Regions from separate parts of the Homo sapiens genome. Here regions 2, 3 and 4 are each linked to region 1. A link is a loop called in an ENCODE intact Hi-C map of the cell type or tissue named here. Cell type or tissue: heart left ventricle. All regions are shown on one strand. Each heading gives the region's core, and the rest is flanking DNA. Links, peaks and the distances in the headings are about the cores only. Region 1 overlaps COBL (cordon-bleu WH2 repeat protein). Region 2 overlaps DDC (dopa decarboxylase). Region 3 has its middle 13 kb from the start of GRB10. Region 4 overlaps GRB10 (growth factor receptor bound protein 10).

Region 1 (5,514 bases), core at 270-5,269:
CCTGCCTGACTGATCAATCAATACTGCTGTGAATCCACCTCTGTCCTGTAAGTGCCCTGAGCACTTAAGGAAGGTCTGTGCAGAATACTCCCTTAAAAGAACTTTACAGCCCCCTTCCATTTCATATTGATTTCAGGTTTTAATTCATAATTTTTTTTGCTGTCATAAGCATCCTGGACATTTTGCATTATCTATTTTTTAAGGTAAGGAATGGGAATAGACCCCATAAAGTAGGTACATCCCCATCTTTAAAATGGGGAAAAATCCATTTCCTTCAAAGTTGTTACAAGCATTAAATGAAGTAATTTAGATAAAGCACATTAGAAGTGTCTAATATATGTGGTTTCCTTCTTCTCTGATACCTATTTTGGGTGGCCATGACCTCATGAGGGCCACACTGAGATGACCTTGAATGGCAGAAAGTCAGAAGGCGGAAGTGCACCCCATCCCAGTCCTCCTAGAAGTTCTGATATTGATTATCTTCAGACAATGGGCTCCTCATGAGGCCTTCATCTGTGACTCTGGAACTTAACTGAATTTCAATAGAACAGATGATTTTTCTCCCCTAATTTGCTCTACACAATTAACAAATATCTCTTCCCACCTCCCACAATGCTCCCAAGGAGGTCGATTGCAGGGTCCAGTGGTCCTGAGCCACCAGACCCTCTTCTCAGTTCTGCTACTCAACAGTGTTTCTCAACCTTCAACCCATGGGAAGCCAAAAACTTTATGTTGTCCAGCGAATACTTGTGCTTCATTTCTATCTTCTTTCCCTACTTTTGGAATTTGTGCGCAGAATTTAGAAAGCAATCCACAGAATAATGTGGGAGGAAAACATTGTGAAGTATTGAGTCCTTTAAAGTCCTGACTCATATCAATACGAAGTCAAAGGGAAAACCAAGAGCTTAATGCATGCAGTCTGGAGTCAAAACAGCTTGGCCCCCCCTATTATCCCAGTTTCCTTGGTTGTCTCCTGCTACAAAGTGGCAAAGTTCATGAGGGACAGGCCACTGCTTGCCTGCAAGAGAGGTTTGATTTCCTGTCCAAGCTTGTCAATATATACATGTTTTTAATATCAAGTTCTTTTTTTGTAGGGAAGTGAGTCATAGCTCTCACCAAAGGTTGGCACCAAAATCCACAGATGTTGGCAGTCATGATCTTATCAAATTTTCTCAGGAGTTGCAAGTGCAACCAGATAAATCATTAAGAAAAAGCAATGAATAACAGAAAAGAAAACTAAGCAAACAGAACCTTCTATCTCAGGCTTCATGGGACTTAGGTTGGTGGGATTTAAACTTCCTCCAGGCCAGCTGCTGTCATTCAATGGATAGTCGAATTCAATGGCGCCCACCAAAGACAATGCAAAACTCTCTGTGTCCATGTCACCACACCACTGATAGCCAATTAACTCCTTACATTCAGTGTAAAACATCAGTGATTTGACTCTCATACGCGCATCTGGGGAGAGAAGACAGGAAGAAGAGGAAGCTAACCGTTTCCAGATCTGAGTGCCAGCTCAAAATAAAACCAGTATCATCTGCCACAAGTGCTTTTGACATGGGTCCTAATTTTAAATTTACACACACACAAACATTTATGTATGCATGGGTGTGTGTGTGCGTATATATATATGTACATATTTGATTGCTTCTGTTTAAAATGTACTCATCTCAGCAAAGCTTATTTTCCTTTTATTTGACTTTCATTGTGACGACAAAACACTACTCCACTGACAGGGACAAGGAGCTATGCAGATCTAGCACCAGGCAGCAGGGGCACGGCCCTGACAGCACAAGTGCCCCATAGAACCTGATAGGGCACTGAGAGTGCAGGGTGTTCCTGGAATACTTTCAGGGCTCACAGGTACCGCAGAGAACACGTTGTCTCCCTCGCTCATTGACTTATAATTGATCAGAGATCAGTACCAGACAAGAAGCTGAGCATGTTCAACGTAAACATCCCTATTTCGAGTCAGCACAGACTGCCATGGTCCATTTCCCTTTGCCAAAATTCTTGAAGATATCCTCACAGAGCTGCCTCACGAGCACACCCATCACACAGCCTAAGATGGATCAATCTGTTCATACAACAAAAAGGGGCTTGGTGTACTTCAACCCCTTACTGTACTGCACAATACACTTCCAGGGACAAACAGGAGATGCTGTACCTGAAATCTTTCTGTTTAAATCGATTTAAAAAAAAAAAAAGAGAAATGGTCATTTTGTTTCCATTTCTCAAAGGTGTCCATCCTACAAATACAATTATACCTTGACTCATTTAATCAAGTCTACTAAAAGCCTGAGTAGATCTTTTGACATGGCTATTGAGGAATTCAGATGTTGATTTCTGTTTCAAGGTTAAGGGATATGTTTTGGTTACAATAAGTATACTCTGAGCTGGCAATCAACAATCCTCTCAGCAGAGGCTCTTCTAAATGGGATCAGATCCTCTTAGAAGGACATGATGTTTGCTGTTTTGATGGTGAGAAAAACTGAGGCCCAGACAGAGCTACTCAAGATGGCTCTGTGCCCTAGTGATATAATAAATTAGAAAAACTGAGGCCCAGACAGAGCTACTCAGGATGGCTCAGCTCCCTAGTGATAGAATAAACTAGAAAGATGAAACTAGAAATATGTTCCTGTTGCTGCCTGCAGCCTCCTCTCCTTAGACGATGCTGCCCCCTTTTGAAAGGCTTTACAACTTTTTTTTTTTTTTTTAAGGCTTTGTTAAAGAATCGAGTGGGAGGGAAGATTCCAGAACCTGTTATCCACACTGGCTTTTCTTCAGATACAGGTGTTGACAGGACTCAAGGCAGAACAATGTGACATAAACCAGATGAGGCGAACGGGCACTCCCTGGGGTCTGTTGGGCAGAGCAGCTCAGGTCTGTCAAAGCTCCTGGTGAGGTGAGAATGGGGAGAATGCTGCTTCTCATCTGTGGTGGCTGGCACAGTCTTGGGTAAGGGCAAGGCCAACTTTCCTTCCCAAGAGGGTGTTCTCTGTCTTTGTCTTTGCATTTCCTTATCCTCAGGGCACAGCCTTCCTGACAGACACTCCTTAAGCTGAATCCCTGAGCCAAATCCTGAGCTGTCTTCTGGCATCCTGGAAATCCTGCACTGATTCCGAGGAAGCGGCAAAGAAAGAACCATGAAGCATGCCAGCTTCATGTGAACTGATCACCATGAATGGGCAGGACAATGGAACTTAGGAATCTCATTTCTAGAGGGTGAGGCGAGTAGGAAATGATCGCTCTTTTTTGGCCAAGTACCCCATGGAATGCCTGGGGGATGGCATTTTAAGTATTTAGAAGAAGAAAAGTGGCAGAAGCTATTTGGTCTGGATGCATACTTCAGCCAACAAAATACCGTGTCACACAAGCTCTCTGATGGTTTCTCGCCTGGCAAGACATTTTCTTAAAATGAGCAAACAAAGAGTATCCAACTGGTATTTGATTTTTTTTTTTTTTTTTTTTTTTTGAGACAGAATCTGTCACCCAGGCCGGAGTGCAATGGTGTGGTCTGGGCTCACTGCAACCTCTGCCTCCCTGGTTCAAGGGATTCTCCTGCCTCAGCCTCCTGAGTAACTGGGATTACAGGAGCGTGCCACCACGCCCGGCTAATTTTTGTATTTTTACTAGAGACAGGGTTTTGCCATCTTGGAAAGGCTGGTCTCGAACTGCTGAACTCAAGTGATCCACCCGCCTTGGCCTCCCAAAGTGCTGGGATTGCAGGCATGAGCTACAGCGCCCGAGCTGGTATTTTATTTTCCCTTAACATAACTGGAAGACATGATTGAAGGTGAGCTATCAGACAGTATTTCAGTCTTATGAAGCAGGACCATCTGCCAGGCATTTGAATGTTTAGAATGCTTAACAATGACAATTTCAGAAAGGCAGAAGTTTCTGAAAAGCTTGTAAATTAAAAGGAAATGAGCCCCGGGGTGCTTCAAAGATGGATGACATGCGATGTGTGTCCTCAGGCAGGCAGGATCCTGTGACAGTGGCCACAGCAGACCGCAGAAGCTCATTTCCAGCCAAGCCAGGGGGAGGGAGAGATGCAGTGCATGGTGCAAACTTCATCAGGGCAGGTGGAGGAGGAAAAGTAAGAGGAAGGGCATCAAAGGGGAAGGATAAGGCAAGAGAATGTTATGAAAAGTTAAGTCATAATGTGCAGCATAGTGACTGACCAGAATTAAAAAGCAAGGAGTGGGGGCTTGGCAGCAGCAGAGAAGAGCATCAGGGAAAGGATGTTCACAGGGCATGCCTCAATCTGCATGCGTGTGTGTGTGTCTGTGTGACTGCTTGCGGTCAGATGCGAGATTTCAGCTGAGGCAAACTCAATTAGATACAGTTTCAGGGAAAAATGAGGTTCCAACTTATAAAAATAATACAATCCTAATGAAAAAGGGAAGGTTTTTCCCTCTCAAATGCACATGTAAAATTTGCCATAATTTATGTGGTGACACATTTTGAATAACTGACTTATAAGTTCAGTTTTCTATACTTCATCAAGAGTGATACTTTATGTGTAGCCCTCCTCCAGATAAATGGATTTCTCCAAACGAAACCAAGTATTTCGTGTTAAGTGGGCATTCTGTTAATGAGCATTTTAATAATACCATGGACTAGATCAGGAAAGGAATGAGAAACTCGGCTGTAGATGTGCATGGGGCAGGTCTGGGTGCCGACTGAAAGGGCACCACTACAGGACACAGAAACAAAACAAAAAAGGGAACAATTCCTGTGCAATAAATATGATTGTTTCTAAAACGTGTACCAAATCAGGAAGGCTTCCCTGTAACTCCAGGTAACTGAGTCATGAGTGGAGGAAAAAAGCTGATCAGATTTCTTCCTTGGCAAAACTTCTTTTCAAGAAAAGTAGGATTTATTTTTTAAGAAGCAGGAAAAGTAGCTGTGTGGTTCAAGAGCCTCTCTTCTGGGGGAGCAGACTAATTCTCTGATGCACTGTTTATAATGTTGCCCTCTCTAATCTTCTAAGGGACTTACCATTCATCACTACCTATATGTAGCATGCTATAGAAGAGGGTTAAGAGGGTGGCCACATAATTTATTATCCAAAATAGAACTATTTTTCAAGTGATCTAAAGTAAGCCTAATGGGAAAGAATGCAGTGACATCAGCATTGCTGGGACTGTCCCAGGCTAGCAGAAGTGTGGTCTCTCCACCTGGGCGGCATGTGAGCTGACACCTGCCAGGTGCAAAGAGAACAACTAAGCCGGTTAGGGAGGAAATCTAAACTCCAGGCTCAGAAAATGGTGATAGATTCGTGTGCAGACATGTATTTTACATATATGAACCCACTTGACCCTCATACCAGCTCTATAGGAAGGTAATTACATGGTCCTCATTTCACAGCTAAGGAAACTCAGGTACAGCGAGTTACTGGTTGCCCAAGGTCACACACTAGGAAGTGGTGGAGCCAGACAGGCTGGCTCTGGGGCAGAGGTTCGAAAACTCAGCTGCACGGAACTCCCTGGAGCTTTAATGATGCACACA
Region 2 (5,514 bases), core at 106-5,105, 670 kb before region 1:
TCTTTAATTTGAACAAGGAAGCCTCCTGGAAAGGCTTGAAATGATTGTGAATTAAAAGCTACCTCAGCCGGGCGCAGTGGCTCACGCCTGTAATCCCAGCACTTTGAGAGGCTGAGGCGGGTGGATCACGAGGTCAGAAGTTCGAGACCAGCCTGACCAACATGGTGAAACCCCATCTCTAAAAATACAAAAATTAGCTGGGCGTGGTGGCGCACACCTGTAATCCCAGCTACTCAAAAGGCTGAAGCAGGAGAATCACTTGAACCCGGGAGGCAGAGGTTGCAGTGAGCCGAGATTACACCACTGCACTCCAGCCTGGGCAACAGAGTGGGAGACTCTGTCTCCAAAAAGAAAAAAAAAAAAAAAAAAAAAAAACCTTATAAACCAAACAGAGCATTTGGTCTCACCTGGCTCTGTGTACACAAGGGAGATTACCAAGGGGCATGTGTGCAGTGCATCTTAGAGCCTTTTTGAGAACTGTATCATGATTCTCAGTAGAGATGGCTTATGCCCCAACCCGTGTGGGCCAGCCTGCCCTCACCTGGTGAATGCACAGCATCAGGCAGCAAAATAACAGCACGCCACAACACAGTGTCAAACAGACTCCTGTGTGGGCATCTTGTAAAGGTGCGCAGCCAGCAGCTCTAGGGTGGGGCCCAAGACTGGCTTTTCTAAGGAGCTCCCAGACAATGCTGATGATGCTGATGCTGTTGATCCACAGAAGACACTCAGATTAGTGAGGCTATGGACAGGCCGCTGTCCTCCAAGGAGGGCCAGTGGCAGAGGTGTGGGATGGAGCCTTGAGGAAGGAAAAATGGTAAAGATTCTGCGGCCAATAAGCTATGTAAGTTAGAAGTCTCATGGCAGGCTTGAGGAAGCGGGAACAGCCGCTGTGCGTGGAAACAAGGCTGTGTAGCATGGGGCAGGGCAGGCCGGTGGGCCAAAGAATGCAGGCTTTGCTCTGCCATCTCTGGAGAGCCAGTGCCAGTGTTTGAGCATGGAGGTAATGAACAACACTTTCCCCTCTGTCACATTCACAGAAAATGAAGAATGGAATAGATGTAGACAAACCTTTAGCCGAAAGCAGACAAGCCCCAGAATGACTTCCACACAGATTTCAAAGCGGGGATCCTGGCGCACCAGTGACTCAAACTCATGGGACAGCTGGACATGCTTCAAAGAGGAAAGGGAAAATCTGTTTTTCTCATGGCCATTTAATTCAGAACTTAACTACCTAGAAAACCTTATTAGACTGCCCATGTATAATTCATTTAGACGCTCTTGGCAATTTTCCTCAAGTGCTTTTACCGTTCACTGACCAGCTGTTTCCAGGCAGGCTAAGAAACTCATTCCCTACATTAGCACAGGTCTAGTGTCCTCAGAACACCAATTGTCATTTTCTTCTGTTCATGGGACTATTCTTATCCCACCCAAACTGTCTTTTATAATGTTAGAATAAACACCGTGAGGAGGTATTTGATCATTCTGGAAGAGACAATGGCTAATGCCCATCGAGTTGCTCCTCTGTGCTTGAGGTGCCAGCGCTCACCACTGCGGCATCCTCAGGACAGCCCACAACACAGAAGATATCATGATTATCCCCATTTTGGAGATAAGAAAACAGGCTGGGAGAGGGTGAGCGACATGCCCAAGGTGCACCCGGAGGCCTTGGCTGAGCTAGGATTCTAAGGCAGCCTGATGGAGCTGCAGCTCTGTGGCTGCCACAGCTGTTGCTCCTCCTCCGCGTTTGCCACCTAGAGCTGGGCATCCTGTCCGCTCTGTCACATTCAGAAACGGCCTTCCTCTCATTGAATATCACACTGACCTTATTTCACTTCCAAATAGTTATAGAACTCAGAAGCTATTCAGACAGCATGTGATCCTAGGAGAAGGAGCCCTCCGTGGCGTAGGCCCGTGCCTTGCTCATTCTAAGCCCGCGGATACAGCAGGGCCCCCATGTTGCAGGTGCTGGGGAGGACCTGCGGAAACGCGGCGCCTCGCGGGCAGGGGGTGGCTGGGACAAAAACACGTGTCATACGAGTGGTTCCTCGTCATGCCACCAGAGAGCGCCAAAGACCTCGGCCTCATGGGCGATCCCGAAAGCCGGTTCCCGCCCAAGGAGACAGGCTTTGAGCATCGCTGGACTCTGCTCCTAAGGCAGGATTGGGTCCCCTTTAAGAAAGAAGTGGAGTGTGTTTTAAACAGGAGCCAGCATGATCATAACTAGTTGTCCTTGAGCTTAAAGACGTCATCATTGTGGGGAGATAAATCCCTTATTTTTTGGCTTTCTTTCCCCAAAAAAGCTGAATTCGTCTCAAATGGGTAGAGGGGGATTTCCTACCCAGGAATTCATATACATACTCCTTTCCCAGTTCTCGCCCCCAAACAGGTCCTCATAGTGCTCGGCAGCTCCTGGAACTGTCCTCACCGAAGCTTTGGGAGTAGGCAGTTCATGGCACATCCTAGGCATTCTATGAAGCTTGCAGATGGATGTGTTTATATATGCTGTGCCACAGAGGAGGTGGCTGGGGACACCTGCCCCTGCACACCTGGTTGTGAAGTGGCAACAGGACTTAAAATGGAGGGCTGTTACCATCACTAAGGCTGAATATCATAAGTGTGCTTGTTCCCATGAAGCCTGGGGACCTCTGTCCATCAAGATGAGGCCACAGCTTAGGAAGGACACCAGGATCAGAGAGAGCCAGCAGAACAGCAGCAGGCCTTCTGCAGCTGGCTAAACGGGTGGCTCTAGGCAGATCCAGGCTCATATTCAGGACTCAGTTTCCTCATTTTTTTTTTTTTTTTTTTTTTTGGTGAGACGGAGTCTTGCTTTGTCACTCAGGCTTTAGTGCAGTGGCACAATCTCTGCTCATTGCAACCTCTGCCTCCCAGGTTCAAGTGATTCTTCTGCCTCAGCCTCCCGAGTAGCTGGGATTACAGGTGCCTGCCACCATGCCTGGCTAATTTTTTGTATTTTTTTTTTAGTAGAGACAAGGTTTCACTATGTTGGCCAGGCTGGTCTAGAACTCCTGACTTCATGATCTGCCCACCTCGGCCTCCCAAAGTGCCGGGATTACATGCGTGAGCCACCACACCCAGCCAATTGTTATTTTAAAAAAAAAAAAAAAAAAAAAAGCAGGGGAGTGGGGCTTGGAGCTGATAAGTGGTTCTCAAATTTTAGTGCATAGAGAAGGTGTCTGGTTTGCTTGTTAAAACAGAGGTTGCTGGGCCCCACTGCAGGCCGGCACTGCTGGTCTGGAAGCATGTCTGAGAACCACTGGACTAGGGAATATCTATCTTATTCTGGCAATTTTGGGGGAGAAAAACACAGTCCTTATGTTCTCATAATTGCCATTGCTCAATGAACTTCATTCTTGGCTAGATGTGGCTAAAGCACAACCTATGTGATGTTTCTACTGTGACCATCTTCCTGGACCTGATAACCTGCAATCTTAACGAAAGTGACTTAACAGATCTTATAAATAACCTCATCTCAACAACCCAAACTACAGTCTGGTTCTCTTGCCATGTATTTGCTTATTAAGACATTTGAAGGCCAGGTGCAGTGGCTCACACCTGTAATCCCAGCACTTTGAGAGGCTGAGGTGGGTGGATCACCTGAAGCCAGGAGTTCAAGATCAGCCTGACCAACATGGTGAAACCCAATCTCTACTTAAAATACAAAAATTAGCTGGGCATGATGGCGCATGCCTGTAATCCTAGCTACTCAGGAGGCTAAGGCAGGAGATTCGCTTGAACCCAGGAGGCAGAGGTTGCAGTGAGCTGAGATTGTGCCATTGCACTCCAGCCTGGGGGACAAGAGTGAAACTCTGTCTCAAAAAAAAAAAAAGAAAAAAAATTTGAATTTATTTCTAAAGTCCCGAAAGACCTCCGCAATTTTACCGTGATAAATAATAAAAACAAAGTCACCTTGCGGATATAAGCCTGCAGTCCTTTGACTCCATACATCCTAAATACAAACCACATTTTCAAAGAGCGAAATCTTCTGCCCAGTGGTATCTGCCAATGCTGAAATGAAACATGAAACAGACCATCAGTGAGGAAGATATTAAAAGCTGGCTTCCTTTTCGGCTCACCGGCTCGCCTATTTCTCTTGGAGGCAGCCGATTCCCTGGTGGCCAACCTGCTCCCATTGCCATGGCCTGTCTTGGATGGCAGGGCCCTCGGTGATGTGGGCAGAGGCTTTCTTTGCAAATCTCCAAGAGAAAGGAACACAGATGGGGACTGTTGACCTGGGAGCCAGTGATGTTCATTGTTTTCACTCAACAGGTGTTTGCGGCATGCACAGCAGGGCCAGACCTTGGGCTGTCCCCTAGGGTTCCGTGGTGAGCAAACAGGGAAGACACGGCCCTGCCCCCAGTGAGCTCACCATCCAGTGGGGATAAGGGGGTAATTTTCATTGATGTCCTTGCCTACGAGGAAGGAGGGAGCCAGAACCTGCTCTTGTCTGCCACTTCTGCCCCAGATGTTCTGGCACTGTTTTCTAGAGCAATACTGGTTCCCTCTTGGTCCTACTGATCACCATGGAGTGACCCCAAGACCCCTCATCAGAAGACACAATGTGTGTCTCCATGCTGGTGCTCCAGAAGCTTTCCCTGTCCTTCCTCTGGTTTTCCCAGACCCAGTCAGTTGACCGGCCCCCACACACTGAGGGATGGAGATGTGGTGAAGTGAGTAAGGAAGGACTGGGACGAGGAGACTGCTGGGAAGTGAGCATAGCAGCACTGTGTGGTCATCTTAACAGTCATATTCTATTTCAGCTATAAAGGAGACACTGAGGAGAGCTGAGCCAGCTCCCTACTGGGCCTGGGTGACACAGTGCAGCCAGGCGCGACACTCTAGCGCAGCTGGGCCATCTGCCGGGTGGGACTGCTTAGCCGGAGTCCTGAGTCCCGCACTGCTCCCCAGTAGGAGGGCTTGCAGGTGTTTTTTAAAGTGTGGGTGAAGGCCGGATGCGGTGGCTCACGCCTGTAACCCCAGCACTTTGGGAGGCCAAGGCAGGTGGATCACCTGAGGTCGGGAGTTTGAGACCAGCCTGACCAACATGATGAAACCCTCTCTCTACTAAAAATACAAAAATTAGCCTGGTATGGTGGCACATGCCTGTAATCCCATCTACTTGGGAAGCTGAGGCAGGACCCAGGAGGCGGAGGTTGCAGTGAGCCAAGATGGCGCTATTGCACTCAAGCCTGGGCAATAGAGTAAGACTCCATCTCAAAATAAATAAATAAATAAAATAAAGTGTGGGTGGAATGAACAGGTGGCAACTGCTTCTGAACACAAGAGAAGTAGCTCAAGGGCCCAGAGCCATGGTTCTGCAGGAGCTTCTCAAGTCAAAAGGGAAACAGGGACCCAACCTCTGACTCAGGCATTCAGTGTGGTTCCCCCCAGTTGCACACCAGGCCCTGCCCGGTGTGTTGACACATTATCTCCTTTGAGCTTCCTAGCAGCACTGTAAACAAGGGTTCGGATCCCCACTTTCTTGGAGCAAAA
Region 3 (5,514 bases), core at 173-5,172, 350 kb before region 1:
CGCGCCGCGGCCCCGCCGCGCAGTCGGAGCACCCGGGGCTGCAGGGACGCCTGGGCGCCCACCCTCCCAGGCGGCGGCCCCCAGGAGCGCGGCCTTGACCGCAGCCCCCGCCACAGCCCGCGAGCCGCCGGCGTCTGACAAGATGGTTCAAGAATGCACCGCTTGGACTCCACACCTCCCCCCAGGGGTCGGGAACGCAGCGCGGAGAGCCCCGCGGGGCGCCCGGCTGCCTCCGCCTCCGCCGCGCGCCCGCAGCCCCAGTCCCGCCTCCGAGCACCGCCCGCTGCGGGCCCGGGGCGCCGGAGCCCCCGGCCCGGAGGCGACGCCCTTCCGCCCGCCGCGCCTCCGCGGGGCCCGGCGTCCCCGGCCGCGGCCGCCCAGCGCTCAGACAATGACGGCGCGGGGACCCGCCTGGCCGTCCCGGGCCCCGCGGGGACGCCAACCACAAAGTAACTTGCCGCCGCGCTCCCCGCCCAACTCCGTACCTGCCGCGCGCGGCTCCCCGCCGCCTCCGCGTGGCTGCGGGCGACACTCGGCGTGGCCGGCGGCGGGCGCGGGTCCCCGCGGGGCGAGGCCGGCGCTCAAGACTGTCCCGGGCGCCCCGCGCCGCCGGCGCTGCCGCCACCCAGGGGCTGCGCGGAAACTTTGGGCTCCACCGGGTCTCCGAGCGCCGAGCCCGCCCGGCCGCAGCTCGCTTCCCTCTCTGCCTCCTCCCGACCTCCCCACCCCCTCGATGGGCTTTAAACTCGCCCGGCCCCGCCCGCCCTCCCCGCCTCTGCCGCCGCCGCCGCCTCCGCCTCCGCCTCCTCCCCCGGCTACTTTTCCTGCTCCTCCTCCCGCCGCCGCCGCCCGGACCGCTCGGCGGCCGCCAGCGCGGGAGGAGCCGGGGCCTGGGCGCAGGGCGTGGCGCGGGGGCGCGGGCCGCGGGCCGGACGGCCGGGGGGCCAGAAGCTCCCGGAGGTTCCTGCCCCGGGCTGCTGAGCGGGTTCCCCCCTCCTGCTGTCCTCGGGACTCGGGCGCGGGACCACGACCGCCGCGGCTCAGGAGGCTTCGCCAGTGAAAGGACAAATTGGACCTGTCCCGAAAGACAATTTATAAGCGAACTGTTTGAAACGCACAAAGTATTAACTGCGCAGTCCAGATCCTTTATCCTGGGCGCAGCAGGACGGGACGGAAGAGCTGGGGCTGCCCCGTACTCTGTCGTGGGCTGAAGGCACCCGGCCTGGGAAAAGGAAACCTGGGTTTGCTCACAGCCAGCCAGGTCTGGGGCCTCACCTCTTTGAGCCTCAGTTTGCCCCATCTGCGTATGAGTATCGAAGTGCGGGTGGAGTGAGAGGCCCTTCATTTTTTCTTAATGCTGCCAAGCCTGGTGTCCTTATCTTTACAATGGGCTAATAACGCCCGCCTGAGGGTTGGTGTCCTGGGGATTAAATGAGGTCATACTGGGAACATAAAGTGACTGCGAAAAAGACTCCCCTACCCCCCAATTGACGGAAGCCATTGTCGTTAGTGTGATTCTTAATATCTCTACCGAGTCAAAACTCTAATACACATAGCATAACGATAAGTATGTCTTTTCCTGGGTCTTGGCGTTCTAAACGCAGCTGCGACAATATCTTGCCTTCATAGAGCGTGCACTTTGTGCAAAACCTTCATGAATCCTTGCATGTAACCCCCACTGTGGCCCTCTAGGTGTTACTGTTAGAGTCCCACTGTGTACGGACTGGGAAACTGAATCTTGGAGAGGTTAAGTGACTTGCTGAAAGTCAAGTAGCTGGTAAGTGCAGAGCAAGGATTGGAAGCCATGTACGGTATTGTACCAAAGCCCCTCGTAGGCACCTGCTTCTAGCAGGAGTTATTCCACCTTAGACAGATGTTACTCATGGAAAGGTCATCCTTCCCTGTAACTGAAACAGACCTCCCTAAATTTTTGCCTATTGGTCCAAGCTCAGAAACACGTAAGATGAAAATCAAGAGAGGATGATATCAAAGGATTTTAGATTCCTAGAAGAAAGGAACACAGAGGACTCCTGTTGCAGACAAAGGACTCAAAAGAAAATTAAAGAACAGAAAACTCAGTTTGAGCCAACTTCTCACAAATGCATCAGCTTTGAACCTTCTAGCTTCTGCTGAAGGTCCAAACAGCAATCCATGCCTACACCAGTCAGATAGCCTGATAGGCAAGGAGGCTTTGATAGAGGTTTCAAAAGTTCCTTGATACATAGACATATGTTCTTTTGGAATCACTTGTGGGTAAATTCCATACACTATGGCCCCTTTACCCCTAAATACATTGATGTGTCTTTCCTAAGAGTAGAGATATTATGTGCATAACCACAATAGTCACCAAATTCGTAAATTTATATTGATAAAATACTTGTATCCAATCTAGGTCCATATTCCGGTATAGTCAGTTGATCTGACTATGTCTTCCATAGTATTTCTTTCCCTCTGTTACAAGATCCACTATTGAGGTCTAGAGTCAGGTATTGCATTTAGTTGTCTCAAAATGTATGGGTTTTCAGACATTACTATTCACAGAGAAGTGATCAAGATAAATGTCCTTAAGTGTTTTCCTGCTAGCATAGGTCTCTAGAATTCCTAGGACAGGCCCTCATTCCCTACATTTCCTGGCTCTCTGTAGACATCAGTGGGCAGAACCCATTCAGAGACACTTTCTGATGCAAGTTCATGAACTTGTCACTCTTGTGGCTGCAGAAGCTGCAGCTGTCCTCTGTGCAGTGATCCTGGATGAGCCAATCCTATATACAGATTGTATCTTATAGCCTTCCCTTCCCCCAAACTCCAGATGCCCCTGCCCACGCACAATGCTCCCTCTCAACAGGGTGGCAGCCACAGTGGAATCTAGCCATGCAGCCTATACGTTATCCTGGAGAGCTCAGCATACTGGGCAAGACAGGGAGGCTTGTAGTTCAAGCACTTCCCCAAGGGGAAACATATAAGCTGGAATTAGGTGTCAGGACACAGGATTCCGTGATAGTGAGAAATTCAATTATCTAAACATGAGCTAGAAGCCTCCTTCAGCTGAAAGTAGAGAATCTGATAGACTCTAATTTTTAATTAGTAATGAATTGATTAACATCTGTCTTCCCCTGTTGACTGTAAGCATGGTGACTGTGGCAACTCTGTGCCCCTTCACTAGTGTCCTTCCAGCAGGTGGAGTGCCTGGGACAGAGAGGGCACTAAGTGAATAGTCATTACTGGGGAATACTGTCCAGTGAATTAATTTCTCAGGAGCCTCTGAGACCTGGGCACTGTCTCAAACATTGCCAGTAACCTTGACAAAGGGAAAGTAGTCAGGGTGAATGGCACCCTGACAGCTAACTGCTTTGAGCAGCAGTGGCCCTCGCCTCTGCTCTCATGAGCCACTGCTAGTCACACGGCCCAGCCACCATCCCATGCGGCCCATGTGGACATGCGAGCACATGTCTGGAAAGCAGCCGCCTGCCCACCCCTGCAAGGGGAAGGGGGTAGTCTATAGTCATAATATAATCATAGTGCCTGCCCCAGAATACCTGAGGAGCCTGCTTGCACTACACATCCCTGGGCCCACCCAAGCTCTGGAGAGTTCACACTTCCAGGGTTCATCTGCAATTTTTTTTTTGAGACGGAGTCTCACTCTGTCACCCAGGCTGGAGTGCAGTGGCGCGATCTCAGCTCACTGCAAGCTCCGCCTTCCGGGTTCACGCCATTCTCCTGCCTCAGCCTCCTGAGTAGCTGGGGCTACAGGCGACTGCCACCACCCCCAGCTAATTGTTTTGTATTGTTTCAGTAGAGACGGGCTTTCACTGTGTCAGCCAGGATGGTCTCTATCTCCTGACCTCATGATCCGCCCACCTCGGCCTCCCAAAGTGCTGGGATTACAGGCGTGAGCCAACACGCCCAGCCCATTTTTAATAGACTCCTGCATGATGCACGATCTACATCCACACCAGTATTCCAAACACTCCAAAACGAGATGGACAGGCCACCCTGGAGTCTAGAGGTGGGGAGCCTGGCAGCATTCAAGGAAGGCTTCCCAGTGGTTGCCATGCCCCCATGGCACCCTAGAACATCAAAGATGGTAAGTTAGGCAAAGAGAACTGAAGAAAAGGCCTTTGGGGTTGAGGGACAGGCGTGTCTCTCAGACCAAACCCATGAAAGACCTTGGCTCCCTCAGGGCGCAGTACCAAGTAGTTGCATTTAGTCACAGAATGTTGCTGCTGGGTCTGGGGTTAGAGTTTTGATAACACACCAAGCTGGAGGGGTAAGAAGGGACTTATTTGTCAGATTTATATTTAACTATTTATACTTATTTGTCAAGTATAGGCTTATATGGCGATGAGAGCACCGGATATGTCTGTTATGGGGCCTACCAGCACAGTGCCCCCCAGCTAGCCCTGCTCTGTCTAGAGTTTCCCCACAACCCTGGTTTTCCTTGATTCCTAAGTACCAATTAAATTGGTCAGGGATGACGCTTGGCCCAGAGATTCCCATTCTGTAGGTAGGTGGGCCAGTGGGCGGAAGGGTGACCCAACCAATCAGAAGCCTGCACCTGGGATTCTGAACTTGAAGTACTGGTGGGATCTGCACAATGGAGACCAGGTGAGGAACGGCGAGTTGGGCTCAGCATAAGGATGGTGTAAAGTACAAAGACCCAAACAGATGCCGTCGTGCCTCCCGTCTCTCTGGGCCCAGGCTGGTACAGCTATTGTTTTGAACTTCCATAGAATTCCATTTTCCGTCATTGTTTATTTGTTTGTTTTGTTTTGATTTTGGTGGGGGGTTGGAGGGGGTAGGGACAGAGTCTGGCTCTGTCGCCTAGGCCAGACTGCAGTGGCGCAATCTCAGCTCACTGCAACCTCCACCTCCCAGGTTCAAGCAATTCTCATGTCTCAGCCTCCCAAGTAGCTGGGATTACAGGCATGCGCCACTATCCCCAGCTGATTTTTTATATATGTAGTACAGACAGGGTTTCACCATGTTGATCAGGCTGGTCTTGAACTCCCAACCTCAGGTGATCCACCTGCCTCGGCCTCCCAAAGTGCTGGGATTACAGGTGTGAGCCACCACACCTGGCCCCATTTTCCTTATATTGTCTTAATATCAACTCTCCTTTTCTGAAGTTGCTTGGATCAAAATGTCTTTACAACCAGAACAGAGGCTCACAGAAAGATGTTTATTCAGGCTGGTTACTTAGGTATAATTTGCTGACCAGAAAATTTATCATTTTTTAATGTACAATTTGTGGAGTTTGGAAAGGTATATAGTTATGGAACCAGTAAAGACATTAATACAAATAGTTTTCACCCCAAAAAGTTTTCTCATGCTCCTTGTCAGTCCCCCTTCCTACTCCAGGCAACTGATCCTCTTTCAGTTCTTAGGTTTTGCTTTTCTTTTCTTTCTTTCTTTTTTTGTTTTTTGGAGAGATGGAGATCTCCCTGTGTTACCCACGCTGGTCTTGAACTCTTGGCCTCAAAGCAATCCTCCCTCCTCAGCCTCCCAAAGTGCTGG
Region 4 (5,514 bases), core at 308-5,307, 530 kb before region 1:
CTCCAGAGCTTCTCTTGCCCACCCTGTGTGAAATGAGGCGTCCTTAACACATGTGATGCAGAAGCTGAAAAGGCACTAGACTTCTGAAGCTCCTGGCTTTACTTACCACTGGCGTCGAGAACGGGGACAGCAAGGCCTTCCTCTGCTGAGGGATTCGGTAATTCTGGTAAAGGAGCATTCCATACTGGAGAGGAGAAGCCACAGTTAGTCACCGGCCCGGGAGCCCCGAGGCCCGGCATGTGACAAACGCCACAGCAGGAAAGGGCAATGTTGAGTGCGGAACAGGGAGTGATGCCCTGTACCAGCCTCCAGGAGCCTGAGTGCCGCTGACCCTGATCAACACAGGGATTAGGAGCAATGACGCCCCTTGAAATAAAAAATCCGAGTATAGCTTTTGACTCCCCCAAAACTTACCTACTAGTGGCCTACTGTTGACCAGAAGCCTTAATGATAACATAAACAGTTAATTAACATATATTTCGTATATGTATTCTACACCATATTTTTATAAGGAAGCTAGAGAAAAAAATGTTATTAAGAAAATCATAAGAGACAATACAATTATGGGACTGTACTGCATTCGATTCTGTAAGTCTACATGTTGACACAATGAATTATCTGTGTGGTGTGGAGGGCAACCATTCAATCTCTAGTATGTATCAAGCAATTTAAGTTTTTCTTGTCATGTCGTGACTTTTCTCTGTTCTTGGGCGCACTTCCAGCTTCACTAGTGGCATTTCACATGGGTCCCATGGTGTTCTTTAAAGTTCCTGTATTGCACTACACACAACGAAAAATACTCCAGAAACATGAGCCCATTTTTTTACTACAACATGCAATTTATTGGAGAGAGGACCTGCTCATGGGGAGATAATTAGCAACACAAGGTGGGTTTCTAAATGGATATGTCCAACATCTGAGTTCACTGTACTAGCAACAGGAGGTGGCTACAAAATTATGAGAGTAATACAGCAGGGACTATAGTTAATTTTATGCAGTTCTGAGGTAATCCGCATCTTTGTTTGTTTACATCTCTTGACTACAAATGGTGCCATATACAGTCTGTGTTTGCATGCATTCAGTTTTGATAAATTTTAACTTTATATAATAGATTAATATATATAAAAAAATCTCTAAGTGGACCTGCACAGTTCAAATCATTCAACTTCACATTCAATATGGTGCATGCCTCAGTGCTGCTGCTACTGTGGCCCCTCAGGAGGGAAGAGCTGACTGGTTTTGGAATAAGCGGGACAGTGACAAACATAATAACATCAAGAGCAAGTAATCTTATTGAGTGCCACTATGGGCTCAATATGTCTAAGACACTATGTGTCTAAGTGCTTTATGTTATTTCATTTAATCCTCTCCATTTTATGAGCTGTACACTATAATTATCCCCATGTTACAGAGCACAGAACTGAAGCACAGAGGAATGAGGCAAGCTGCCCGCAGTCACGACTTTGAACGTACACGACCTGTTCCAGACCCAGTGCCCTCCCTAGCTGAGGCTTGCCACCTAACTGGCTCAGTAGTCTGCACTTTCTGATCCTGGCAATGAGGACTCAGGGCCCTGCAAAGTCTCATACACATCCAGCATCCCAACCTACACACCCAAATCACACATTCCAACCATGTGGAGAAGAAGAAAGAGTCAGAAACAGGAAGTGAAGTCATCAAGTGGGACAGCTCTTCTTTCATGGGATCTAAGCTCAGTTCTGGCTCTAGGTCTCATGGCACATACTCATTTCTAAGATAAAAATACCTAGAACATGATGCAAAGGTCTAATACAGGAACGACTGCACTCCAGCAAGAGAAGAGCAAGAACAGGTCAGGGGAAATATTTGATGAGATAATGCCAAAAACTTTCCAAAGTTGACAAAAAGACGTCAAGCTACAGATTCAGGGTGTAGGATAAGTAAGCCCGCTCCGAGCATATATCATGGAAAAATTGCTGAGAAACAGACACAAAGAAAATGTCAAAAACAACCAGAGGAAAACGTGCATTATTTTCACAGAAGCAATGGGAAGACAGACAACTAATGTTTTTACATAAATTATAAGATTCAGAAGACAATGCAGTGGGAAGATGCAGAAGAGAATAACCGCTAACCTTGCATCCTATAACCAGTGAAACGTTCCTTCAAGAATGAAAGTGAAACAAAAAGTGAGAAAATTTCTCAGGCCCACATGAAAAGAACCGCTAAGCTGAGGTCTTCTAGTCCCAGAGAGAAGAATGCAAATTTAGGAAATATTAAAGTGCAAAGATGTAGGTGATTAAAGAGTATATAAAACAATAACATTATGTCTTAAGAGGTTTTATATATATGACAAGAATCCTTCAAAAGGGACAATGGAGCAAATGGAGTGAAAGGTCCTCATGCCTGCCTGAAAGCAGTCAGTAAATGTACTACATTATAAAAGATTTTAATAAGTTCAAGGGGCATGTTAGGCCGGGCGCGGTGGTTCACGCCTGTAATCCCAGTACTTTGGGAGGCCAAGGCAGGCAGATTGCTTGAGTCCAGGAGTTTGTGACCAGCCTAGGCAACATGGCAAAACCCTGTCTCTATAAAAAATACAAAAATTAGCTGGGCATGGAAGTGCATGCCTGTAGTCCCAGCTACTCAGGAGGCTGAGGTGGGAAGATGGTTTGAGCCCGGGAGGTTGAGGCTACAGTGAGATGAGCTCATGCCACCGTACTCCAGCCTGGGAGGCAGGGTGAGACCCTGACTCAAAAAAAAAAAAAAAAAAAGATGTGATATCTAGGGTAACCAGGAGAAAATAGTAAATGTACATGTACGTATTGGGTTAACAGAGGGAAAAACATAAATATACTTAATAAATCTAAAAAATTAAGAGAAAAGGAATACAAGAGAGGTGGGACAACCTGGAAAAAACTGCAAATGGCAGGTTCAAATACAAATATGATTATCACACTAAATAATACAATTAAATCACAGTAAATATTTTGGTTAAAAGATAAAGATTATCAAAGTAAAATAGTTACATTGTGATTATAAGAGATATTCCTTAAACATAAGGACCCAGAAAAGTAGAAAAAAGATGGTCCAAGAAAAACTGTGTAATGAAGCAAAGCTGAGGTAAAAATCATTAAATAAATTAATATGTGCCAGATTAGACTCTGGGGCAAGGAGCATTGCTAATAAAGCATATTTTATAATGTCTTAGAATTGACATACCAGGAAGATACAAATATTCTCAATTTTGGGTACCTAATAACATACACATTTTATTTTATTCACATGTTTGCATGTATATATTTACATATATGGGTGTGTGTAGACAGAAAAGATTAAATGGTAATAAATAATTGTTGCAAAGGTTTAATGCTGCGTTCATTGCCTTTTCAATGTCAGGTCATGTAAAACCAAAGCAATCAGTACTAGGGACTCTTGTGTGGATGAGGCAAGACCTCCCTCTTGGGGATGAGTTTCTACAGTAGATTAAGAGACTTCTAGAAGACAGAGGGAGGAGGAAAGATGGCAATAAATAATTGTTGCAAAGTTTTAATACTATTCACACAGCTCCTACAGCTTCCAAGAAATTACCTAACAAACAATGTAACAGGAAGAAATGAGACAAAAGATTATCTGCTGGCGCTACTAAGAGCATCTTTCTGAAAAGCTAAGTAAAGCCATGCCAGCTTTCTCCTATGTAGACCCAAGTTATAAGATTTATTCATTTTTTTCAAGAAAGTGTATCTGTGTAGGTAAAGATGTAAGAAGGTCCTAGGTTAATTCAAAATAACAACCCAGCTCTGCCTTTCCATGGTTGATATGAAGATGCTGTTTGTAGTAGATGGTAAAAGGGCCCTGTCAACTTCAGCCCTCAGACCCTCTTATCCTCTAAAAGGGGATCCGGTGTCCTGTGTCCTCCTCTGGAGGAAGGCAGAGCACACACACGGGATGCCTTGTTTTAGAATGAATGTCAACATGGAGACCCTGGAGTCATAAAGAGTTACCTCCCCACTGTCCCTAACTCTATCCCGGTTATCATTTCTGTATAGTGGGCAATGAATCAGTGCCGACAACACTCAAATGGCGTTTCGATTGCATTACAATCCTATGGCTATTTGGGGCAGAAACACATCACTTGCACTCCACTTGAGACCGGCCCCGAGGCCATCACTGCCACCTTCCTGTCAGGTCTGGCTCCCCAGCCTCCTATAAGAATAGTACCTAAGACGTATCCTTAATGACTCTAGAATCCGTGTATCACTGGATGCAAAGTGCTTCCCTGCAAAGTGGCTGGGACAAGAGGAATGCATTCAGAACTCACGGCAGCTTCCAGGTGGCTCTAGGGAGGGCAGCAAAGCATGGTAGTGAGGAAAGGGGTTCTGGGGCCAGAATGTCAGGGCTCTGACCCTGCTCTGCCACATCGTGGCAGCTACAGCTTGGGCCTCAGTTTTGTCATCCACAAAATGAGGATGATAATATGCATGTCACTGAGCTGTCACAAACAGTAAAGTGATAAAGAATGCCTGGCCCATAGCAAATGCTCAAAAAAATCTTAATATTATGTAACACATCATTGTTAACACTGACAACAATAAAGTCAGTTCGTTTTGCATTAGTCACTCTGCCCACATCCTTTCCTGTGGCTCGTTATGTTAGCGCAACAAAGGAGAGACACCCAAGAAACAGTGGTTAAGAACCTGATACTTGGATTTATTATATATTACCCAAAGTAATAGAATTCATAGCTTCTTGGAGTATACTACCACTTTCCTTTTTCATTTCCTTTTTTTTTTGCCTTTTCCAAAACAGATGATTCATTTGCAGATTAAAATTTCAACCATATACAGACAGCTTCAAAAGATCACCCCTGGCCGCTGCCCCTATCTGCACAGCTGCCTCTCCCATCTCCTCTCCCTACTAAGCAACCTCTTTCTTCTCTCCTGCAGCTCACACAATGTTCATGAGCATACCATCAAATACAAATATTCCAATTTTTCCTGTTCCCTTCACACAAATGTAGCCTTCTCTCTATATACTGTTCTGTACTTTGCTTTTTAATTGTTAGTAATTTTTCCGCAACAGGACACAAAGAGCAATCTCATTCTTTCTGGAGGTCCATGCAGAATACTGCCCTCAATGGATGTCACCTATGTGACCAGTTCCCACTGATGACCCTTACACTGAAAACCGGCTTACACAGGAGTGGTCTATGATCTATGATGTATTAACATGGACATTTCCTCTTCCATTATGAATTTGTAAAGTTTTGATTTCCATAATTCTTTTTTTAATCAGTGAAAACATAAAATAAGGTTCTGGGAGAGAGATACAGGAAGCCAATCTGTGGAACTTTTGGTTTGGGCCCCAGCATCCTATAAAAATGGCACTAGGATGTATCCTTAATGTCTCTGGAATCTGTGGATTACTGGGTGCAAAATGCTACCTGCCAAGTGGATGGGACAACAGGACTACATTCAGAATTGGATCTGCAGCACCTCCAGGAAAGTTTTGAGCTATGCTTCCTTCAGTTCCTCC

The links. Hi-C counts contacts between places; a loop is a spot of excess contacts. Peaks named below come from ENCODE experiments on the same cell type or tissue, not always from the same donor. Only the 100,000 strongest peaks of a DNase experiment are listed, where the experiment ranks them.
Region 2: it touches region 1 in a loop (5-fold over the local background); 62 of 110 quality-filtered maps call a loop at or near these places.
Region 3: a loop joins it to region 1, with 4 times the contacts of the local background. A loop is called at or near these places in 45 of 110 quality-filtered maps.
Region 4: it touches region 1 in a loop (6-fold over the local background); 27 of 110 quality-filtered maps call a loop at or near these places.

What each region holds. Positions count from the first base shown.
Region 1 is chr7:51,138,933-51,144,446 of GRCh38, forward strand. All of the region lies in intron 5 of COBL (cordon-bleu WH2 repeat protein), which reads right to left. Among named protein-coding and RNA genes, the nearest start is that of COBL, 180 kb to the right of the region's middle. In heart left ventricle, for the core only: a CTCF peak has its summit at 2,678; no DNase peak of the experiment used is centred there; H3K27ac peaks cover 2,242 bases.
Region 2 is chr7:50,466,143-50,471,656 of GRCh38, forward strand. It overlaps DDC (dopa decarboxylase), which reads right to left. Exons shown (of 15, transcript NM_001082971.2): 12 at 3,931-4,029; 13 at 1,072-1,173. Among named protein-coding and RNA genes, the nearest start is that of FIGNL1, 19 kb to the left of the region's middle. In heart left ventricle, for the core only: a CTCF peak has its summit at 2,054 (motif pointing right); DNase peaks (open chromatin) are centred at 910 and 2,059.
Region 3 is chr7:50,792,739-50,798,252 of GRCh38, forward strand. It overlaps a transcript of GRB10 not described here. Among named protein-coding and RNA genes, the nearest start is that of GRB10, 13 kb to the left of the region's middle. In heart left ventricle, for the core only: a CTCF peak has its summit at 3,180 (motif pointing right); DNase peaks (open chromatin) are centred at 173 and 763; H3K4me3 peaks cover 1,369 bases; H3K27ac peaks cover 1,168 bases.
Region 4 is chr7:50,606,231-50,611,744 of GRCh38, forward strand. It overlaps GRB10 (growth factor receptor bound protein 10), which reads right to left. Exons shown (of 19, transcript NM_001350814.2): 14 at 107-184. Among named protein-coding and RNA genes, the nearest start is that of DDC, 44 kb to the left of the region's middle. In heart left ventricle, for the core only: no CTCF peak of the experiment used is centred there; no DNase peak of the experiment used is centred there.